4 separate regions of the Homo sapiens genome follow, and regions 1, 2 and 4 are each linked to region 3. A link is a contact called in ENCODE Hi-C or POLR2A ChIA-PET data. All regions are on one chromosome and are shown on one strand. The core of a region is the stretch at or near the end of the contact, and the rest is flanking DNA. Distances in the headings are between cores, read along the strand shown. Region 1 overlaps LOC101929432 (a long non-coding RNA gene). Region 2 overlaps ERC1 (ELKS/RAB6-interacting/CAST family member 1). Region 3 holds the start of RAD52 (RAD52 DNA repair protein). Region 4 overlaps ERC1 (ELKS/RAB6-interacting/CAST family member 1).

Region 1 (4,654 bases), core at 714-3,213, 230 kb after region 3:
TTTTTTTTGAGGAATCTCGCTCTGTCACAGGCTGGAGTTCAGTGGTGCGATCTCAGCTCACTGCAACTTCCGCCTCCCGGGTTCAAGCCGTTCTCCTGCCTCAGCCTCCCCAGTAGGTGGGATTACAGGCATGTGCCACCATGCCCGGATAACTTTTGTTTTTATTTTTGTTTTCGTTTTTGTTTTGAGACAGAATTTCACTCTCGTTGCCCAGACAGGAGTGCAATGGCACAATCTCGGTTCACTGCAACCTCTGCCTCCCGGGTTCAAGCAATTCTCCTGCCTCAGCCTCCCAAGTAGCTGGGATTACAGGCATCTGCCACCACGACCGGCTGATCTTGTACTTTTAGTAGAGACGGGGTTTCTCCATGTTGGCCAGGCTGGTCTTGAACTCCCGACCTCAGGTGATCCACCCGCCTTGGCTTCCCAAAGTGCTGGGATCACAGGTGTGAGCCACTGCGCCTGGCCCTCTATTTTCTTTCTTGTTTCCATGCTCTTCCATCCACTCCTCTGTTCGTTCACCCGTTCGTTCACATTTAGCACATAAGAGTGATCCTACTAAGATGTAAGCTAGAACCATGGCAGCCTCTGCTCGTAGCCCGGCACTGGCATCTCACCTTGCTCAGAGGAAAAACCAAAGGCAAAGGCATTACAATGGCCGACTTAGGCTTCACGTGATCTGTCCACCATTCTCACTACCTGTGACCTCATCTCCAGCTTCTTTCCCTGTCATTGACTCACTCCACCACACTGGCCTCCTTGCTGTCTCCTTCATGCCTGGAATGCTCTTACCTCAGATGGCCACATATTCTCACCTCCTTAAGTTCTTGATGCAAATATCACCACCTCAGTGGTTAGGAAGAGTGTATAAATAGAGAAGAGATAGGGGCTATGGCCCAGCCCAGTGGCTCAGGTCTGTAATCCCAGCACTTTGGGAGGCTGAGGCAGGCGGATCACCTGAGGTCAGGAGTTCAAGACCAGCCTGACCAACATGGTGAAACCCCATCTCTACTAAAAATACCAAAAAAAAAAAAATTAGCTGTATGCAGTGGCGCACACCTATAGTCCCAGCTACTTGGGAGGCTGAGGCTGGAGAATCGCTTCAACCTGGGAGGTGGAGGTTTCAGTGAGCAGAGATCGCCCCACTGCACTCCAGCCTGGGTGATAGAGCCGGACTCCATCTCAAAAAAAAAAAAGGGATCAGGGCTCTAGGTGATATGGTTTGGCTCTGTGTCCCCACCCAAATCTAATCTCAAATTGTAATCCCCACGTGTGGAGGAAGGGACCTGGTGGGAGGTGATTGGATCATCGGGACCGTTTCCCCAAGCTGTTTTGTGATAGTGTGTGAGTTCTCAGGAGATCTGATGGTTTTAGAAGAGGCAGTTTTCCCTGTGCTCTCTCTCTCTCTCTCTTTCCTGCCACCCTGTGAAGAGGTCTCTCCTTCCCCTTTGCCCTCCACCATGATTGTAAGTTTCCTGAGGCCTCCTCAGCCATGCAGAACTGTGAGTCAATTCAACCTCTTTTGTTTATAGATTACCCAGTCTCAGGCTGAAAACGGACTAATACACTAGGACTGAGTCCTGTATGGTTTAGTTACTTCATCTATCACACTATTAGAGTTTGTGTAGAACACAAGGGCCCTGCAAAAGAGAACAAAGGGAACAACCAGAGACCTAAAGAGTAAAACAAGGAGGTTGTGGGGTCATTGAAGCCGAGAAAGGAGCTTGAAGAAAAAGAGAGTTCCCAGCTATGGCGAATGTTGCTGAGAGGTCCAGTAGTAGAAATGAGTGGAGATTCATAGGTTCAAGCAACAAGCAAGCTATATATTGTTGAGAAACATGACAAAATCCATTTTTCAGCAAAGGGATGGGAACAGAAGCAAGGTAGCGTAACCGAGTATTCACAGTTTTTTCTAAGAGATATTTTAATTATTTTTTTCTCTCTCTCTTCTTTTCTCACTTCCTTGGTTCTTCATTTCCTACTTGTCTTTTAGAAATGCAAATATGTGGCTCAGGCCTGTAATCCCAGCACTTTGGGAGGCCGAGGCGGGCGGATCACGAGGTCAGGAGATCGAGACCACGGTGAAACCCCGTCTCTACTAAAAATACAAAAAAAAAAAAAATTAGCCGGGCGTGGTGGCGGGCGCCTGTAGTCCCAGCTACTCAAGAGGCTGAGGCAGGAGAACGGCGTGAACCCGGGAGGCGGAACTTAAGAGTGAGCCGAGATGGCACCACTGCACTCCAGCCTGGGCGACAGCAAGACTCCGTCTCAAAAAAAAAAAAAAAAAAAAGAAATGCAAATGTAGCCTTTTACTTCCCCTTCACCAGACACTCCCTACAGGGCAAGTTCTTCTAACTGTGCTTCCAGACTGAACTCTCCTCGAGAGTTAACAGTCCATTTGCCGACCGAAGTATGCCCACAATGGAACTCTCACCCTCCAGGAGGCTGCTAGAGAGATAGCAGTCAAAAAGCACGCCCACTGCTCTCTCCCACTTGGAGAGTTTTCAGCCTAGTAAGATGCCAGCAGTCACCAGCTCGGCTGCCCAGTAGACAAGGCCCTGCCTTGCTTGCTCTCTCCCACTTGGAGAGTTTTCAGCCTAGTAAGATGCCAGCAGTCACCAGCTCGGCTGCCCAGTAGATAAGGCCCTGCCTTGCTTGCTCTCTCCCCTGACTTTTAAAAGTGCCTGCTTTCTGCTCCAAAAGAGAAGTGCACATTTAAAGGCAGGATGCCTGTGCCTCTTCCCCTAAGCCAGCTTTGGAAATAAATCACTTTCTTTCCACCAGACCTCACTCTCGTTAATTGAACTCCGCGAGCAGAGTGACTGACTCGCACTTCAGTCACGGCAGGAACAGGAGGAAGGGGAATGGAAGGCGAAGGAGTAGTGTGTGAAGACTTAACTCTCCCGAGAAGGTTGCCTCTGAAGAGATCAGAGACAAGGAAGGCTCCTGGAGAGAGACGAGAAGTCAAAGAGGACAAAAGCATGTAAATAGTGGTAGATGGAGTGAAGTTAAAGACACAGGAAAGGGAAGGGATAATCAAAGAAGCCAAGTCCTTGAGAAGGTGACAGGAGATGACATCAGGGACACAGGTGCAGGAAGAGAAAGATTTATCACAAAGTCAATGAAGCCAAAGACTTAGGGCTCCTCACTTGCATGGGCCTGTCAACACTTACATTTTATTTATAATTTTATATTCTTTTTCTTTCTTTCTTTTTTCTTTTTTTTGAGATGGTCGCCCAGGCTGGAGCACAGTGGCGCAATCTCGGCTCACTGCAAGCTCCGCCTCCCGGGTTCACACCATTCTCGTGCCTCAGCCTCCTGACTAGGTGGGACTACAGGTGCCGGCCACCACGCCTGGCTAATTTTTCGTATTTTTAGTAGAGACGGGGTTTCACTGTGTTAGCCAGGATGGTCTCGATCTCCTGACCTCGTGATCCAACCGCCTCGGCCTCCCAAAGAGTTGGGATTGGCATGAGCCACTGAGCCCAGCCATAATTTTATATTCTTTTTCTTAAAGAGGCCCCTCGAGTTATGTAGGTTTCAGGACCCCACAAAACATGGTTCTGTCGCTGTGTGGAGGGACTGACCTTTGATAGGAAGAGAGATGCCCCAGTGTTTCTTAAACTTGAGTGATGACAGTAAAGCAACCCCAAAAAGTCTAACCAATAGAGAAATAGAGGAACCCCAGGCATTGGTGTCCCTGTGTTTGAGAACCACTTGTCTGCTTGAGACATTTACACACCTGATTGGGAACCACGAGACCTGAGGTCTATGCCTGGCTTTACCTGTACCATGTAAAGGGCTGGCTTCCTGGGCAAGCGACATATGCAGGGCCAGAGTTCCCATCTCCGCTGTCACTGTCTTCAAATTCCTCGTAGTAATTGAACAAGGGGTCCCACATTTTCCTTTTGTGAATGGAAATTCTGTAAATGGGCCCTGTAAATTCTGTAACTGTTCCTGGTCAAACATTATGATTTAGTCGTCTTATTTTGTGACCTTGGGCAAGATACTTGACTTAAAAAAAAAAAAATTGAGCTGGCCGGGTGCGGTGGCTCACGCCTGTAATCCCACCACTTTGGGAAGCCAGGGCGGGTGGATCTTCTGAGGTCAGGAGTTCGAGACCAGCCTGGCCAACATGGTGAAACCCTGTCTCTACTAAAGATACAAAAACTTAGCCAGGTGCAGTGGCACGCTCCTGTAATCCCAGCTACTTGGGAGGCTAAGGCAGGAGAATTGCTTGAATCCAGGAGGTGAAGGTTGCAGTGAGCCGAGATCACACCATTGCACTTCAGTCTGGGCAACAGGGTGAGACTCCGTCTCAAATAAAAAAAATTAGCCGGGCTTGGTAGTACACGCCTATAATCCCAGCTACTCAGGAGGCTGAGGCAGGAGAATCACTTGAACCTGGGAGGCGGAGGTTGCAGTGAGCCACTTCATTCCAGCCTGGGCGACAGAGTGAGACTCCGTCTCAAAAAAAAAAAATTGGTCTATGTCTGGGTGTGGTGGCTCACCCCTCTAATCCCAGCACTTTGCGGGGCCAAGTCAGGAGGATCACTTGAGCCCAGGAGTTTGAGACCAGTCTGAGCAACACAGTAAGACCCCCTCTCTACAAATAATTTAAAAGTTAGCCAGGCACGGTGGCACATGCTTGTGG
Region 2 (5,216 bases), core at 2,046-4,545, 130 kb before region 3:
ACAATAATAATAATAACGGGCCAGGCATAGGCATATTGCCTGTAATCTCAGCACTTTCAACAACAACAATAATAATAATAATGGGCCAGGCATAGGCATATTGCCTGTAATCTCAGCACTTTCAACAACAACAATAATAATAATAACGGGCCAGGCATAGGCATATTGCCTGTAATCTCAGCACTTTCAACAACAACAATAATAATAATAACGGGCCAGGCATAGGCATATTGCCTGTAATCTCAGCACTTTCAACAACAACAATAATAATAATAACGGGCCAGGCATAGGCATATTGCCTGTAATCTCAGCACTTTCAACAACAACAATAATAATAATAATGGGCCAGGCATAGGCATATTGCCTGTAATCTCAGCACTTTCAACAACAACAATAATAATAATAATGGGCCAGGCATAGGCATATTGCCTGTAATCTCAGCACTTTCAACAACAACAATAATAATAATAATGGGCCAGGCATAGGCATATTGCCTGTAATCTCAGCACTTTCAACAACAACAATAATAATAATAATGGGCCAGGCATAGGCATATTGCCTGTAATCTCAGCACTTTCAACAACAACAATAATAATAATAATGGGCCAGGCATAGGCATATTGCCTGTAATCTCAGCACTTTCAACAACAACAATAATAATAATAATGGGCCAGGCATAGGCATATTGCCTGTAATCTCAGCACTTTCAACAACAACAACAATAATAATAATAATGGGCCAGGCATAGGCATATTGCCTGTAATCTCAGCACTTTCAACAACAACAACAATAATAATAATAATGGGCCAGGCATAGGCATATTGCCTGTAATCTCAGCACTTTCAACAACAACAAACAACAATAATAATAATGGGCCAGGCATAGGCATATTGCCTGTAATCTCAGCACTTTCAACAACAACAACAATAATAATAATAATGGGCCAGGCATAGGCATATTGCCTGTAATCTCAGCACTTTCAACAACAACAACAATAATAATAATAACGGGCCAGGCATAGGCATATTGCCTGTAATCTCAGCACTTTCAACAACAACAACAATAATAATAATAATAATGGGCCAGGCATAGGCATATTGCCTGTAATCTCAGCACTTTCAACAACAACAATAATAATAATAATGGGCCAGGCATAGGCATATTGCCTGTAATCTCAGCACTTTCAACAACAACAACAATAATAATAATAATGGGCCAGGCATAGGCATATTGCCTGTAATCTCAGCACTTTCAACAACAACAACAATAATAATAATAACGGGCCAGGCATAGGCATATTGCCTGTAATCGCAGCACTTTCAACAACAACAATAATAATAATAATGGGCCAGGCATAGGCATATTGCCTGTAATCTCAGCACTTTCAACAACAACAACAATAATAATAATAATGGGCCAGGCATAGGCATATTGCCTGTAATCTCAGCACTTTCAACAACAACAACAATAATAATAATAATGGGCCAGGCATAGGCATATTGCCTGTAATCTCAGCACTTTCAACAACAACAACAACAATAATAATAATGGGCCAGGCATAGGCATATTGCCTGTAATGTCAGCACTTTCAGAAGCCAAGGAGGGAGGATTGCTTGAGGCCAGGAGTTCAAGACCAGCCTAGGCAACATAGGGAGACTCTGTCTCTACAAAATTTTTTTTTTAATTTAAAAATTAACAATGCATGGTGGCATGCACCTGTAGACCTACCTACTAGGGAGGCTAAGGCAGAAGGCTCACCTAAGCCCAGGATTTCAAGGCTGCAGTGAGCCATGATCATGCCACTGCACTCCAGCCTGAGTGACAGAGTGAGACCCTATCTCTAAAAATAAAAACAATAAAAATTTAAAATAAAAAAAAAATGACTGGAAGCATATACATAAGTTAATAATTACTACTAGGTAACAATACTTTGAGTTATAAGTTTTTGTTAATCTATTTCCCAATTTTACTACAATGGATTTCCAGTGTAATAACATCATGTTTTTAAAAAACAATGATGTTCTACTTCAAAAATAAAAATGCCCTCACTGTTAAAAAAGATTTCAGACTTTTTACAAAAGGAAAAATTATAGAACAACCTACAAATTTAGAAGTATTTTTAAAAATTATTATTTTGCTGCTTTGGGAATACGCCATTTTTTAAACCTCCTTCCTCACATTTTATTTAAAAAGGAATTATTCAGACTCATACTAACACAGATTAGGGATTTATTTTCCCCTGCCCAAAAGTGAAAATTACCTGAAGTCCAACTATATATAGAAAAGTTATTATGGCTATTAATTTTTTAATTCAATATAAGATGGTTTCTTCCTTTACGCCTTCTTAAAATGATACATTATTTAGAAAAGTAAAAAATTATCAGTAGTCACCTAGGTCAGCTAAAAATAAGTAACACTGTGTCTCTACATCACTCTCTCCAGCTATGCCTCCATGGCAGCCAATGATTTTTATCACGTATCTTTTACAGCAAGGCAACAGTTTCCATGGAAACCACAGGGCAAATATCCATTATTGCTGCCAAGGACTTTTATAAGCACACATAAGCTGAGATAACCGCTTACTCTCTTTTACTAATATTTTTAAATTAAGCAATGGTTAGCTATTCTGATTCTGGTTTTGTTGTGTTTGTTGTCTCTATGAACAGATCTAGAGATGAGTGAAAAATCAAGGAATTTTTTACCCCTTTAGCAACAAATGAACTCTCAAAATCAGGGGAGCAGGAGAGAAAAGACCCAGAAAGTCACTGAGCCAGCATACATACCAGACAATGTCATCCCATACAACAGGGCAAATCAGAACAGAAATCAGTGACGCACTTAAATACAAAGGATGAAATTCTCTTCCACCAGCACGGCAGAGCACGTAGATTCACTGGGGCCAAGATGCTGATTAATCAGTGAAAAAAAAGATAACCAACAAATCATAAAACTAAAAAAGTAGTCACATACCTCTCTCAACATACTGTTCTCTTTTTCCTTCTGCTCCAAAAGGCTTTCTAGGTGATGAACGTGCATCTCTGCCTCTGCCAGTCGTCTTGTTCTCTCATGGTCTTCCTCGGTAGCCTTGGCAGAAAGTCCTTTGCTCTGCAACATTTCCAGAAGCTTCTTAATGGATTCATCCCGAGCATTTAGGGTCTGCTTTTGAGTCTCAATACGCAGCTCCATTTCCTCCAATGTCTTTCGAAGAAGAAACAGCTCTTTGGCCTGCCGCTCATGCTCAGCATGAAGCCTCTGAAAGTTCTCCTCTGTCAGCTCTGCTACACAAGGTTCGCCAGTCCTGCTGCTACTATCCTGCTGAAACAGCTGATTCAGGTCCCTCTGGATCCGCAATTCATCCTGGAGAGCCTGGATTGTCATCTGCATGTGCTAGAACCAAGACAAAAAGAAAACCCCCAAATCAGCTTTCCTCCTCAAGTAGCAAATCAGAGCAGCCTGCAGGAATCAAAAATAGCTACAAGAAATCTGCATCTAGCAAATTAGGATTCACCTTATTCTGTTTTACAGGTCCTTAAAAAATGATTGAGATAATATGCAAAATGTCAGTAATTTAACTTCAGTTTATTCTCAACAGGAAGCAAAATAAGTATGGCACTCACTCCTCACTTTGCATAAACTACAATAAAGACACTGTTCAAAATTAATAGAAGATATTAACACGGAAACTAAATTTGAGGGAATGTGGGAAATGGGAAATCTACAGGAATATGAATACATTCTTTCAAAAAATTTCATCAAAACAGCCGGGCGTGGTGGCTCACACCTGTGTAATTCCAGCACTTTGGGAGGCCAAGGTGGGCAAATCAGCTGAGGTCAGGAGTTCAAGACCAGTCTGACCAATATGATGAAACCCTGTCTCTACTAAAATACAAAAGTTAGCCGGGCGTGGTGGCGTGTGCCTGTAATCTGAGCTACTCGGGAGGCTGAGACAGGAGAATCGCTTGAACTTGAGAGGTGGGAATTGCAGTGAGCCAAGACTGCACTCATTGCACTCCAGCCTGGGCAACAAGAGTGAAACTCTGTCTTAAAAAAAAAAAAAAAAAAAAAATTTTTTTTTTTCATCAAAAAATACAAAGGATGGCCAGGCGCGGGGGCTCACACCTATAATCCCAGCACTTTGGGAGGCCGAGGCAGGCGGATCACCAGGAGTTCAAGACCAGCCTGGCCAACATGATAAAACCCCATCTCTACTAAAAATACAAAAATTGGCCAGGCACGGTGGTTCACGCCTGTAATCCTAGCACTTTGGGAGGCCGAGTCGGGCACATCACGAGGTCAGGAGTTCAAGACCAGCCTGGCCAACGTGGTAAAACCCCGTCTCCACTAAAAATAGAAAAATTAGCCAGGCATGGTGGCACGAACCTGTAATCCCAGCTACTCAGGAGGCTGAGGCAGAAGAATTGCTTGAACTGGGAGGTGGAGTTTGCAGTAAGCCAAGATCACACCACTGCACTCCAGCCTGGGTGACAGAGCAAGGCTCCGTGTCAAAACAAACAAACAAACAAGCAAAACCGAAGGACAGCGAAATACAAAATGACTTTTAAGTATTATAAACATTAAATAATAAATATTAACATTTAACAAGTAGTTTGTATATGCCAGATTGTACCACACATTTTTTATGTTATTTAATCTTCATTATGACACATGGACTCTTTTTTTATTTTACTGTAGTAAAAACCCTTAACATGACATCTACTTTCCTAACAACTTTTAAGTGTACAATGCATTACTGCTGACTACAGGTACAATGTTATACATCAAATCTGTAGAGTTTATTCATCTCAACCAAAAGTTTATATTCCTGTTGATTAGTAACTCTCCATTTCCCCCTACCCCCGGCAACTACCATTACACACTTTGATTCTGTGAATTTGACTATTTTAGATACCCAACACATGTACTATTATTTAATTTTATAAATGAGGGCACGAGGCTTAGAGAGGTTTAAGCACTTGTCCAAGATCACAGAGTAAGTGATAGAGCTGGCATTCAAAGCAATCCTTGCAGCCCACTAAAACTAGAACCAAGAAAAAAAGAAAACTCCAAATCAGCTTTCCTCCTCTAGTAGCAAAAACAGAGCAGATTGCAGAAATCAAAACTGGTAATACCCAAAGATAATAATATAGCAAAGTTTTTTTAAGTTAGAATATGCAAAGCTTTTTATACAGGGGACGGTAACAACATGGGTGGCTAAT
Region 3 (4,895 bases), core at 1,796-4,295:
TGTATTTTTAGTAGAGACGGGGTTTTACCGTGTTGGCCAGGCTGATCTCGAACTGGCCAGGCTGGTCAAGGCGATCCTCTCGTCTTGACCTCCCAAAGTGTTGGGAGGTGTGAGGCACCGAACCCAGCCTGTTTTCTTATAACAGCAATTATATTGAAGAGGGTCTATCCTGAATTGAGTATGACCTCATCCTACTTGATTACATCTACAAAGACCCCTCTCTAATTAAGGTCACATTCACAAGTACTGGAGGTTATAATTTCTACCTGTCTTTTTGAGGAACACAATTCAACCCACAACAAAGAATAGCAGGAACTATTTTTAAAATGTAGTTTTTAGAGCTGAGCATGGTGGTGAGCACCTGTAGTCCCAGCTACTCAGGAGGCTGAGGCAGGAGGATTGCTTGAGCCCTGGAGTTTAAGACAAGCCTGAGAAACATAGTAAGAACCCCTCTCTAAAAAAAATTTTTTTAATTAGCCAGGCATAGTGTCATGCACCTGCAGTTCCAGCACTTTGGGAGGCCAAGGTGGGAGAATTGCTTGAGGCTAGGAGTTCAAGACCAGCCTGAGCAACATAGCAAGACCCTGCCTCCACCAAAAAAATGTTTTTTTACTTAGCTGGGCATGTAGCCTCTGTAATCCTAGCTACTTAGGAGACTGAAGCAGGAGGATCACTTGAGCCCAGGCATTTGAGGTTATAGCGAGCTATGACCGTGCCACTGCACCATAGCCTGGGCAGCAGAGTGAGGTGCTGTCTCTTAGAAAAAAAAGTTTTTCATAAAAAAAAAGAAAACAATATAATATATACAATAACATGCAGGTAGGTAACTTTAAAATACATTTACCCCAAAAATTATGTTTCAGAATTTATAAAATTCAGCTAAAGGAGTTCTTAGAGGAAAATTTATAGTTTAATAGTTTAAATGCCTTTACTTAAAACAAAAAAAGGTTAAAATCATAAGAAACAAAAAGAAAGAAAAGTAAAGTAAACCTAAAGTGAGCAGAAGAAAGGAAGTGATGAAGATAACAATGAAAATCAGTGAAACAAACAAATGGAAAAACAATTGTAGTAATTAATAAAACCATGAGCTGGTTCTTTGAAAAGACAGGTAAAATTAATAAACATCTAGCTGGACTAGTGAAAAAAGGAGAGGACACAAATTACCAAAATCAGAAATGAAAGGACACAACAAAGAAAACAACAGAGTGAGAGAAAATATTTGCAAACCATATATCCAATAAGGGGTTACTATCCTATTCTAAATATGTGAAGAAAGCAAACAACTCATAGCAAAATCAGATCACACGACTAAAAAGGGGGCAAAGGGCACCAGGTGCACTGGTTTACACCTGTAATCCCAGTGCTTTGGAAGGCTGAGACAGGAGAATTGCTTGAGGCCAGGAGTTGTGAAAAGCCTGGACAACATAGAAAGACCTTGTCTCTACAAAAAAATTTTAGATTAGCCAGGTGTGGTGACATATGCTTGTAGTCCCAGCTACCTGGGAAGCTGAGGTGGGAGGATCACTTGAGCCCAGGAGTTAGAGGTTGCAGTGAGCCATGATTGCAGCACTGCAGTACAGTCTGGGCAACAGCTTGATAGCTTGAGACCCTGACTCTTTAAAAAAAAAATCATTTATCAAAAGATGACATACAAATGATCAACAGGTTCATAAAAATGCTCAATATTGGCTGGGCACAGTGGCTCACACCTGTAATCCCAGCACTTTGGGAGGCTGAGGTGAGCAGATCACCTGAGGTTGGGAGTTCGAGACCAGCCTGACCAACATGGAGAAACCCTGTCTCTACTAAAAATTCCCCAGAGGCTGGGGAATAAGGGGCTGGGGGAGATAATGGGGAGATGAAGATGTTGGTCTCAGGGTACAAAGTTAACAGTTAAACAGGAGGAATACAATTTTGAGATTTATTGCACAGCATAGTGACTATAGTTAATAATAATTTATTGTATATTTCAAAATTTCTAAGAGAGTAAGTTGAAAATATCTCGCCACAAAAAGAATGATAAGTGGGCTAGGTGCAGTGGCTCATACCTGTAATCCTAGCACTTTGGGAGGCTGAGGCAAGAGGATCACTTGAGGCGAGGAGTTCAAGACCAGCCTGGGCAACATAGCAAGACCCTGTCGCTACAAAAACTTTTTTTTTTTTTTTTGAGACGGAGCCTCGCTCTGTCGCCCAGGCTGGAGTGCAGTGGGGCGATCTCGGCTCACTGCAGGCTCCGTCCCCCGGGGTTCACGCCATTCTCCTACCTCAGCCTCCCGAGTAGCTGGGACTACAGGCGCCCGCCACCACGCCCGGCTAATTTTTTGTATTTTTAGTAGAGACAGGGTTTCGCCATGTTGCCCAGGCTGGTCTCGAACTCCTGACCTCGTGATCAGCCCGCCTCGGCGTCCCAAAGTGGTGGGATTACAGGCCTGAGCCACCACGCCCGGCCCCAGGGGACATTCTAGAGGGGACTTCGCCCCCCAAGCCGCACTTCTCCATTTCCCTGCGGTCGTCGCTAACCGAAGGCGCCATCCGGTGACGACTGGATGTGCGCGGCGGTGGTGAGAGGCCGCGAGAACCACCAGGTCCACCGCTGCCTCGGCCCGGGCGGAATCTGGGAAGGTCTCTGACAACCATTCATCCTCAGATTTTCCCAATTGTGCATGGGTGGGCGGGCCCCGCATCCTAATGGGCACTGGGCATGTGAAGTGTGAACCACCCGGGCCTAACTAGCCGCTGAAGGCCTGACGAAACCGCCAGGCCCACCAGGGGGCAGCAGAGATCCGACGGCCGCGGACCGAGGGAAGCTGGCGGGAAGTAGGAGGCAGAGGGCGCGCAGGGAAGCGGCAGGGCGAGCGGCTCAGAACGTAAAAGCCAGCACCGCGCCTCCAGGTTGCTTTACGGCTGCCGCAGAAGGCTTTGCGGCTCTTTTCCCCTCCGACTTGATTTACGGTTCCTTCTCTGGTCTGTGTTTTTTTTTTTCCCCCTCCGGCGCTGGGCGTGGGTTCGGACCTTCTTCCCAGAGACGCTCGCGCACCCTTCCCATTCTCCTCTGCGCGGCCTCCATCTAAGATCTCTTCCCCTTGTCCATAGCCTAGATCGAGCTCCCTGTGTGCACCGCGCGCTGCCCGAGGCGCGTAAGTGGGGGAGGAGAGCGGCTTCCCCCGGGGTGGTTCTAGCCGTGGGTGTGGAGCGTGGGAAGGCTCAGCTTCCGGGTCGAGAACCTGGGGCTGCGGTGGACCTGATCCTGAGGTCTCAGCGTAGAGATGCTGAGTCCAGAGGCCTGTTCTAGTTCACCAGTGCAGTGAGGGGCTCAGTATCCGGGCCTCCCGAGAGGTGGGTAGGAAGGCGGGGTACAGGAAACTTGGCACCAACGCGCCGGGACCCCACCGCGGTGCGGACAGCCAGGTGTCCGTGGTGGCGCTTCCTTGGAGATGCTGCCTGCAGACAGGCGTGGGGAATCTGAAGTTTGTGTTAATAGCTAAACGAAGTTGAGTTGCAGGGAGCGGGGGACGCTGGGAAGAAATGATTGATTTAAAAGGAATTTGACGCCGGGCATGGTGGCGGCATGCCCCCATGTTCCCTGGAGGTCAAGCCTGCAGTGAGCCGAGATCGCACCCGTACCACGACACTCCGTCCCGGGCGACAGAGCGAGACCCTGTCACGGGGGAAAAAATAAAAATAAAAATTTGACGCTCACTTTAGCTGAGTATTGAGCCTTGTTATAACATTGAGATAGAGGTCTGGCGCGGCGTCTCACACCTGTAATCCCAGAACTTTGGAAGGCCGATGCGGGAGGATCGCTTGAGGCCAGGAGTTCTACGCCAGCCTGGCTAACATAGCGAAACCCCGTCTCTACTAAAAATACAAAACTAGGCAGGCCTGGTGGCGGGCGCCTGTAATCCCCGCTACTCGGGAGGCGGAGGCATGAGAATCGCTTGAACCCAGTAGGCAGGTGTGCCGGTAAGCCGACATCGCACCACTGCACTCCAGCCTGGGGGACAGAGCGAGAATCCATCCAAAAAAAAAAAAGTTATAATTCACGTACAATTAAATTCACTCCCTTTTTTAAAAAAAAGTGGAGACATAGTCTCGCTCTGTTGCCCAGGCTGGAGTACAGTGGCGCCGTCTCGGCTCACTGCAACGTCCGCCTCCTGGGTTCAAGCGATTCTTTGCTTCAGCCTCTCAAGTAGCTGGAATTACAGGCGCATACCACCACACCCAGCTACTTTGTATTTTTCACCATGTTGGTTAGGCTGGTCTCGAACTCCTCGCCCTTCCAAAGTTCAGGGATTACAGGTGTGAGCCACCACACCCAGTCTAAATTCACCCTTTTAAAGTGTGCAATTCAGTGGTTTTAATATATTCACAAGGTTGTGCAATCACCACTATTATCTAATTCCAGAACATTTTTATCATCCCTAAAAGAAACCTTAAAACCATTAGCAGACACCCATTATTTCCTCCTACTCCCAGCAGCACTAATCTATGAATTTACCCATTCTCAGTACTGTATTATACAATATTTGTTCTTTTGTGTTTGGTTTATTTCACTTCATGATTCAAAGTCCATCTATGTTGTATGTAGCATGTATCAACTTCATTTTTTAAATAACTGAATTATTTATTGTGTGGATATACCACATTTTGTTTCTCCATTTTTGATGGATACTGGTGATTTTCTAGGCTTTCTAGGTCTAGTCCTCCACAGAACTCGCAGTCTGAGGCACAGACATTTAAAACTTAAGTTTTTGGAAACTAGCATTTAACTCTTGGGTTGGGTCAGGTAATTCAGTGGCCTCAGGTCTGGTATCGTTTAGGGCAGTTTTTTTTTTGTTTTTTTTTTTTTTTTGAGATGAAGTTTCACTCTTGTTGCCCAGGGTGGAGTGCAATGG
Region 4 (5,202 bases), core at 1,740-4,239, 170 kb before region 3:
AATCATCCCAAATTCCAAAGAAAGTTAGCTTTCATTCTTTTATCTTTTATGATGAGATGGTTCTATTTGCGCAGTGGCCCTAGTAACTTACAGAAATAATCACTGAGACTCAGCTACTCCTGCAATGGCTAAAAACTAAAAACCATTCATGAATGACAATAAATACAATCTATTCTCTATGGTACAAGAAACCAATCACAAGCCCATCTGGGTGAGACCTGGCTAATAAGAATATTATTTGAGGGGGGTACAAAGAGAAGCATGGATTGCCAAGGGGGAAAAGTCATTTATTAGACTGTGACAAGCTTTTAAATGTTTGCATTATCATTAACCAACTGCTTGGTTCTCTGGTTTGTACACCTGCCACCTCCATCCAAAGCTATTACAGTAGCAAACTTGGAAGTGCGGCTGACCTCTAGAACACTGGCACCCTCTTCTGACCCTTTTGCTGTATTGCATGCACTCAAGCTACTGAAGTGAAAAACGATTAATAAAGCTATTACATTTTAAAATAACTTAAAGAGTGTAATTGGATTGTTTGTAACTCAAAGGATACACGATTGAGGGGATGGATACCGCCATTCTCCATAATTTATTTTCACATTGTATGCCTGTATTAAATATCTCACATACCCCATAAATATATATACCTACTATGCACCCACAAAAAATTTTTAAAATAAAGCTATAAATGAATAACTTTGCAGGTAACATTATCTAGATGATTTCATATTTATAATTCCCTGAATAAACCTAAGTTTAGCTTAATAAAAGTAAGAAAATGCAGATCATCTAAATACTATGTTCTCTTAACATCTCAACAGTATATGCATTAGTTGATTTTATTAGAAGAATTATAAAATGATAACAATGACGAATGTACAAAGACTTTACTATGTGCCAGACACTGGCAGTAAATAAACGAGTTTAATTCTAACAACAAACTTATGAGTTAAGCACTACTATTCTCTTCACCTTACAGACGTGAAAAGTGAAGTGTAAGGAAGTTGAATACGTTCCCAGGATCACGCGACTCATAGTAAGTGGTAAAGATGGAAGTCCAAACTCAGTAAACATGACTCTAGAGCCAAAGCCTTAGCCACTACTGCATCTCATGATTTTATACCCAAATATCTCTGTGAGGTAGAATGGAGCTGACATCATAACAAAATGAAACATAACTAAAATAGAAAAAGTGTAAGTTATAAGAAAAATGACAAACATGTCAGCTAAAATCTCCCATTTTTAACAAAGCCCCAAATTGTACAGATAAAAATATTACATGAAACAGTTTAGGTTCCTTCTTCATTCTTCCTTATTGGAAGATTCTTGTCTTCTAAGACTATGAGGTTTTTATTCTTTCTTTTCCTCCTCATTCCTTTTTTCCACCAAATTATGTTCTTATTTTTCTTTAAAGAAAAAAAGCTAATCTACATCATATGCTTTATGTTTCTTCTATAAAGCAAAACTACTTATCTATTCTTAAATTATCTATTTCACTGCAACCTTTAAAAAATATTTATATTAAGACAGTAAATCCACATGGTATCATCAACTCTTTCTCTTCGATCATTGAAAGTAAGATAGATAAGAATCGATCTGGGATTATTTAGCAAATACACTAAATATCTATCTGAAGTCATATACCTATCTGAAGATGGTGGATACCTAACTGAAGTCATAGCCAATAGTCTAGATCATCTTCCAAGATTTTGAAAAACACTGCCCGGGCATGGTGGCTCATGCCTGTAATCCCAGCACTTTGGGAGGCAGAGGCGGGCGGATCAAGAGGTCAGGAGTTCGAGACCAGCCTGGCCAATATGGTGAAACCCCATCTCCACTAAAAATACAAAAATTAGCCAGGCTTGGTGGCATGCGCCTATAATCCCAGCTACTCAGGAGGCTGAGGCAGGAGAATCACCTGAATCCAGGAGGCGGAGGTAGTGGTGAGCCAAGATCACGCCAAGCCAAGATCACACCACTGCACTCCAGCCTGGGCAACAGAGCGAGAGGCCATCTCAAAAAAAAAAAAAAAATTCTAAAAACACTAACTTTATTTTCAAACAGGATATGAAGACACATTGTCTAATAATCTGTGGTTTAAAATTAGACTATCTAGAACTTTAACAGATTCCAGTTTCCTATATACAGTTATTCATAATATCACAACTTAAAGACACTTAAATGTACTCCAAACACAGTGTAACCAAGCTCATTGTCATTCATGACTAGAAAATTCACCAGGGGTTGAACTGAAGCTTCTAAATCAATGATTTCTCTTTTACAATTATCCTTTTATTTTTAATACTGTCAGAGTATACTTTGAAGTACAGACTTGGCAAAAGTTTAAAGAATTAAAAACATAAACTGCACCTGTTTTAACTTGTTAGATCTAAGAACAACTGAAATAAGATGGTTACATTTTAGCACAGTGACTGATCACGCTGCTGAAGAATTAATCATAACATTACTCATATTTCCCAATTCTAAACATAACAAAAACAGCACAGGTAACGCTTATGAAAAGGTGCCAAGAAACCAACTCCCCACAAATCCCAGAATTGTTTCTACCTCAGTCTGCAGGATGGCAGCCCTCTGCTCCTTAGCAGTCAAGGACTCCTTCAACACTTCAATGTGCTGTTTACTATCTGAGAACTGGTTTGTGAGTGTTTCTAGCTTTGTCTGCAGGGCGAGTAGTTCTGTGTCCTTTCTGGACAGCTCCTGTTTCACCTGGCCAATCTAGAAAAGAAGTAAAACACTTTAAGGAAAAAAGAAATAAAACAAACACCTCTTATCTGTATCTTTCACAGATCTGAGTCACAAAATATGAAACTAAATGCAGCACGAACTGTGTGATAGGTCATATTCATCTTTTTGCATGACATAACCTTGGATCTCCCCAACCCTGAGCCAAAAAAAACCACTAAACTTATTCAACCAATAGGGAAATGTCCAGTTTTCATTTATTGTGTCTTCTAAATATTCTTTGAAACCTCTTAGAAAGGGAATGGAGGGAAAGGAAATTCCAATTCAATTAGATGACTATGAGACAGCAGTAAGCAACTGAACACCACTGTACTGATGAAATGGTTTTCATTTTTCTAGGTGAGACCTCTTCAGAACATGATGGATCAAATGCAGGATGAGTGCAGATATAACAAAAAAGGTTTTAGAAACCTCCTAGTACTATTTAAAATTCAAAATCTGCTGCTGTTGTGCTAATTTTTCACTGTTATCTTTTTCATTCTCAAAAGTTTGCATAAAATTCTTATCTTAAAAAGCCACTTTTAATGTTATACATAACATGGTTTTGTAAAATCCTATAATTTGATGTTATGTGTATTGATTAATTTCTCTCTTAACATTGAAAGTATTTTCTTTCTAACACCTTCTTTACATTCCTGTTTTCTAAGAATTTTAAAAATAGTTTTTTACCCTAAATGGAAGCCATGTAAACAGAAATTACATCTCCTTTTAAATTATGTCTACCACCTAACAAGGAACTAAAAAAGATACTAATTATTGGAAGTATACATTTGACAAGTCAGTAATTTCGGTGTCACTGATGAAACAAAAAGTTATCTTTTCATTTTCAAAAACTTGAATGTATCTAAAGTATTGTAATTGTAATAATCTTAGGTATAAGGGATAAAGCTTTTGAGAACAATTTCCCATGAAGAAATAAATTTCACATTAATTAAAATTAGACCTTTGAGGAACACCAAAAATAAATTTCCAATTTAGCCTTCTGTTTCAAAAAAGATTAAGTATTTTTCTCATATGCATAAAATCTCTTTTTAGAGATATAGTTATTCATTCATTCAACAAATATTTCTGTATGCTTATTGTATACAAAGTACCTGAGGATACTAAAAACATCAGTGGAAGATAATTTTAAACGGTGGCTATATTCATCCTGCAAAATAGTATGTACCCAAGAGTTAGCACACACTGTAACAACGTGGAGTCTTTTATGATATCCCTTCACCAATAAAAACAACCCATTAACACTATTCCATTCCCTAACACACTGATTGTAACAAAAACACATTTGTTGTATGAATGAATATTTTGGGGGATGTTCAAAGTGTTACCATTTTCTCAGCTAAAGAACTATGACTAAGATTATTCAAATTTCCAGCTACCTCCAATCACGTGGTCAAAAATAAATATAAAAATCTGTTTCGTCATCATCTGCATTATTAAGTAAGCTTCAAATAATGCTATATTGACCTTAAAGACTAAGAAAGAAAAGAAAATATTTTAAATGAAAAGCAGGGTTTAGGCCGGGTGCAGTGGCTCACGCCTGTAATCATTGCACTTTGGAAGGCCGAGGCGGGTGGATCACAAGGTCAGGAGATCAAGACCATCCTGGCCAACATAGTGAAACCCATCTCTACTAAAAATACAAAAATCAGCTGGGCATGGTGGCGCATGCCTGTAATCCCAGCTACTCAGGAGGCTGAGGCAGGAGAATCGCTTGAACCAGGGAGTCAGAGGTTGCAGTGAGCCGAGATCTCGCCACTGCACTCCAGCCTGGCGACAGAGAAAGACTCTGTCTCAAAAAAATAAAGAAAAAGAAAAAAAGAAAAGAAAAGCAGAGTTTAGAAGCACAAATTTTCCTTAAAGACTGAGAAGGGAAGACATTATAAAGGGGAAGCAAATATAATACAAAGCTTAGGAGCACAAGGCTTTGCAGACATTCACCTATCAGAACTAAGCTAGCTATGTGTCCCTGAATAATTACTTTCCTAATCAGTTTCCTAATTAGTAATAAGGAGAAATTATACGAATGCCACTGTACTGTTTATGGATTCAGTAAAATAAAGCGTGAAATGTGCTTAGCCTGTTGTCTGACTCAATGCAGAAATTACTAATAGTAGCTATTTTAAAAAGGAAGTTATTGATCAACCTTCCCTCTAGCCAATATATGGTTTCCATAAACCAAATTAGACCCTTTCCACCAAAATATTTCCCTTTTTAATATATACTATAAAGTGGACCATAAATAGCAAATCTACAAAAGTAGCCCAAGTTTGGTTTTTTAAATGCTGTATTTTTTTATTCCAGTCTTAGCCACAATTATTTTCAGAAGCAGTTTTTGCTGACACTTTGACAAATGTGTGCACAGCCTAGTATAGGTCAGTAAAGAACTTGTAAGCAGTATGTGGAAGAAGACTGCCTGTATAAAACCAAATCCTG

The links. A loop is a pair of places that touch in the nucleus more often than their neighbours do. ChIA-PET counts read pairs that join two places held with the same protein, here RNA polymerase II (POLR2A). Pooled maps may share reads with other maps.
Region 1: a pooled map shows a loop between it and region 3 (5-fold over the local background). The contact joins the enhancer-like site here to the promoter of RAD52 in region 3. A Hi-C loop is called at or near these places in 1 of 37 single-sample maps with no recorded cell type and 7 of 50 pooled maps. POLR2A ChIA-PET finds 5 or more read pairs at or near these places in 1 of 52 experiments (H1).
Region 2: a loop to region 3 is called in a map of heart right ventricle, with 4 times the contacts of the local background. The contact joins the enhancer-like site here to the promoter of RAD52 in region 3. A Hi-C loop is called at or near these places in 50 of 168 maps with a recorded cell type or tissue (A673, CD4-positive, alpha-beta T cell, CD4-positive, alpha-beta memory T cell and 32 more), 35 of 37 single-sample maps with no recorded cell type and 45 of 50 pooled maps. POLR2A ChIA-PET finds 5 or more read pairs at or near these places in 16 of 52 experiments (A549, AG04450, BJ and 11 more).
Region 4: POLR2A ChIA-PET joins it to region 3 with 15 read pairs in MCF 10A. The contact joins the enhancer-like site here to the promoter of RAD52 in region 3. A Hi-C loop is called at or near these places in 1 of 50 pooled maps. POLR2A ChIA-PET finds 5 or more read pairs at or near these places in 7 of 52 experiments (A549, AG04450, H1 and 4 more).

Annotation. Positions count from the first base shown.
Region 1 is chr12:717,375-722,028 of GRCh38, reverse strand. The region is part of intron 2 of LOC101929432 (a long non-coding RNA gene); the gene reads right to left. Among named protein-coding and RNA genes, the nearest start is that of LINC02455, 3.1 kb to the right of the region's middle. RefSeq lists an enhancer at 2,560-2,609. Within about 2 kb of position 1,963, at least 2 of the 41 ENCODE cell types and tissues checked have a DNase peak (open chromatin) inside an H3K27ac peak, as active enhancers do.
Region 2 is chr12:1,081,335-1,086,550 of GRCh38, reverse strand. ERC1 (ELKS/RAB6-interacting/CAST family member 1) reads right to left here. Exons shown (of 19, transcript NM_178040.4): 3 at 2,971-3,387. Among named protein-coding and RNA genes, the nearest start is that of ERC1, 93 kb to the right of the region's middle. Within about 2 kb of position 3,295, at least 8 of the 41 ENCODE cell types and tissues checked have a DNase peak (open chromatin) inside an H3K27ac peak, as active enhancers do; they include A673, ascending aorta, dorsolateral prefrontal cortex and 1 more, where a contact is called at or near this core.
Region 3 is chr12:947,844-952,738 of GRCh38, reverse strand. It overlaps RAD52 (RAD52 DNA repair protein), which reads left to right and starts at 3,045. Exons shown (of 12, transcript NM_134424.4): 1 at 3,045-3,137. RefSeq lists enhancers at 2,823-3,092, 2,556-3,214, 3,643-3,722, 3,215-3,873.
Region 4 is chr12:1,113,403-1,118,604 of GRCh38, reverse strand. It overlaps ERC1 (ELKS/RAB6-interacting/CAST family member 1), which reads right to left. Exons shown (of 19, transcript NM_178040.4): 7 at 2,572-2,739. LOC124902857 (a long non-coding RNA gene) reads left to right here. Exons shown (of 3, transcript XR_007063157.1): 2 at 983-1,039; 3 at 3,106-3,191. Among named protein-coding and RNA genes, the nearest start is that of ERC1, 120 kb to the right of the region's middle. RefSeq lists an enhancer at 2,006-3,205. Within about 2 kb of position 2,989, at least 6 of the 41 ENCODE cell types and tissues checked have a DNase peak (open chromatin) inside an H3K27ac peak, as active enhancers do; they include PC-3, where a contact is called at or near this core.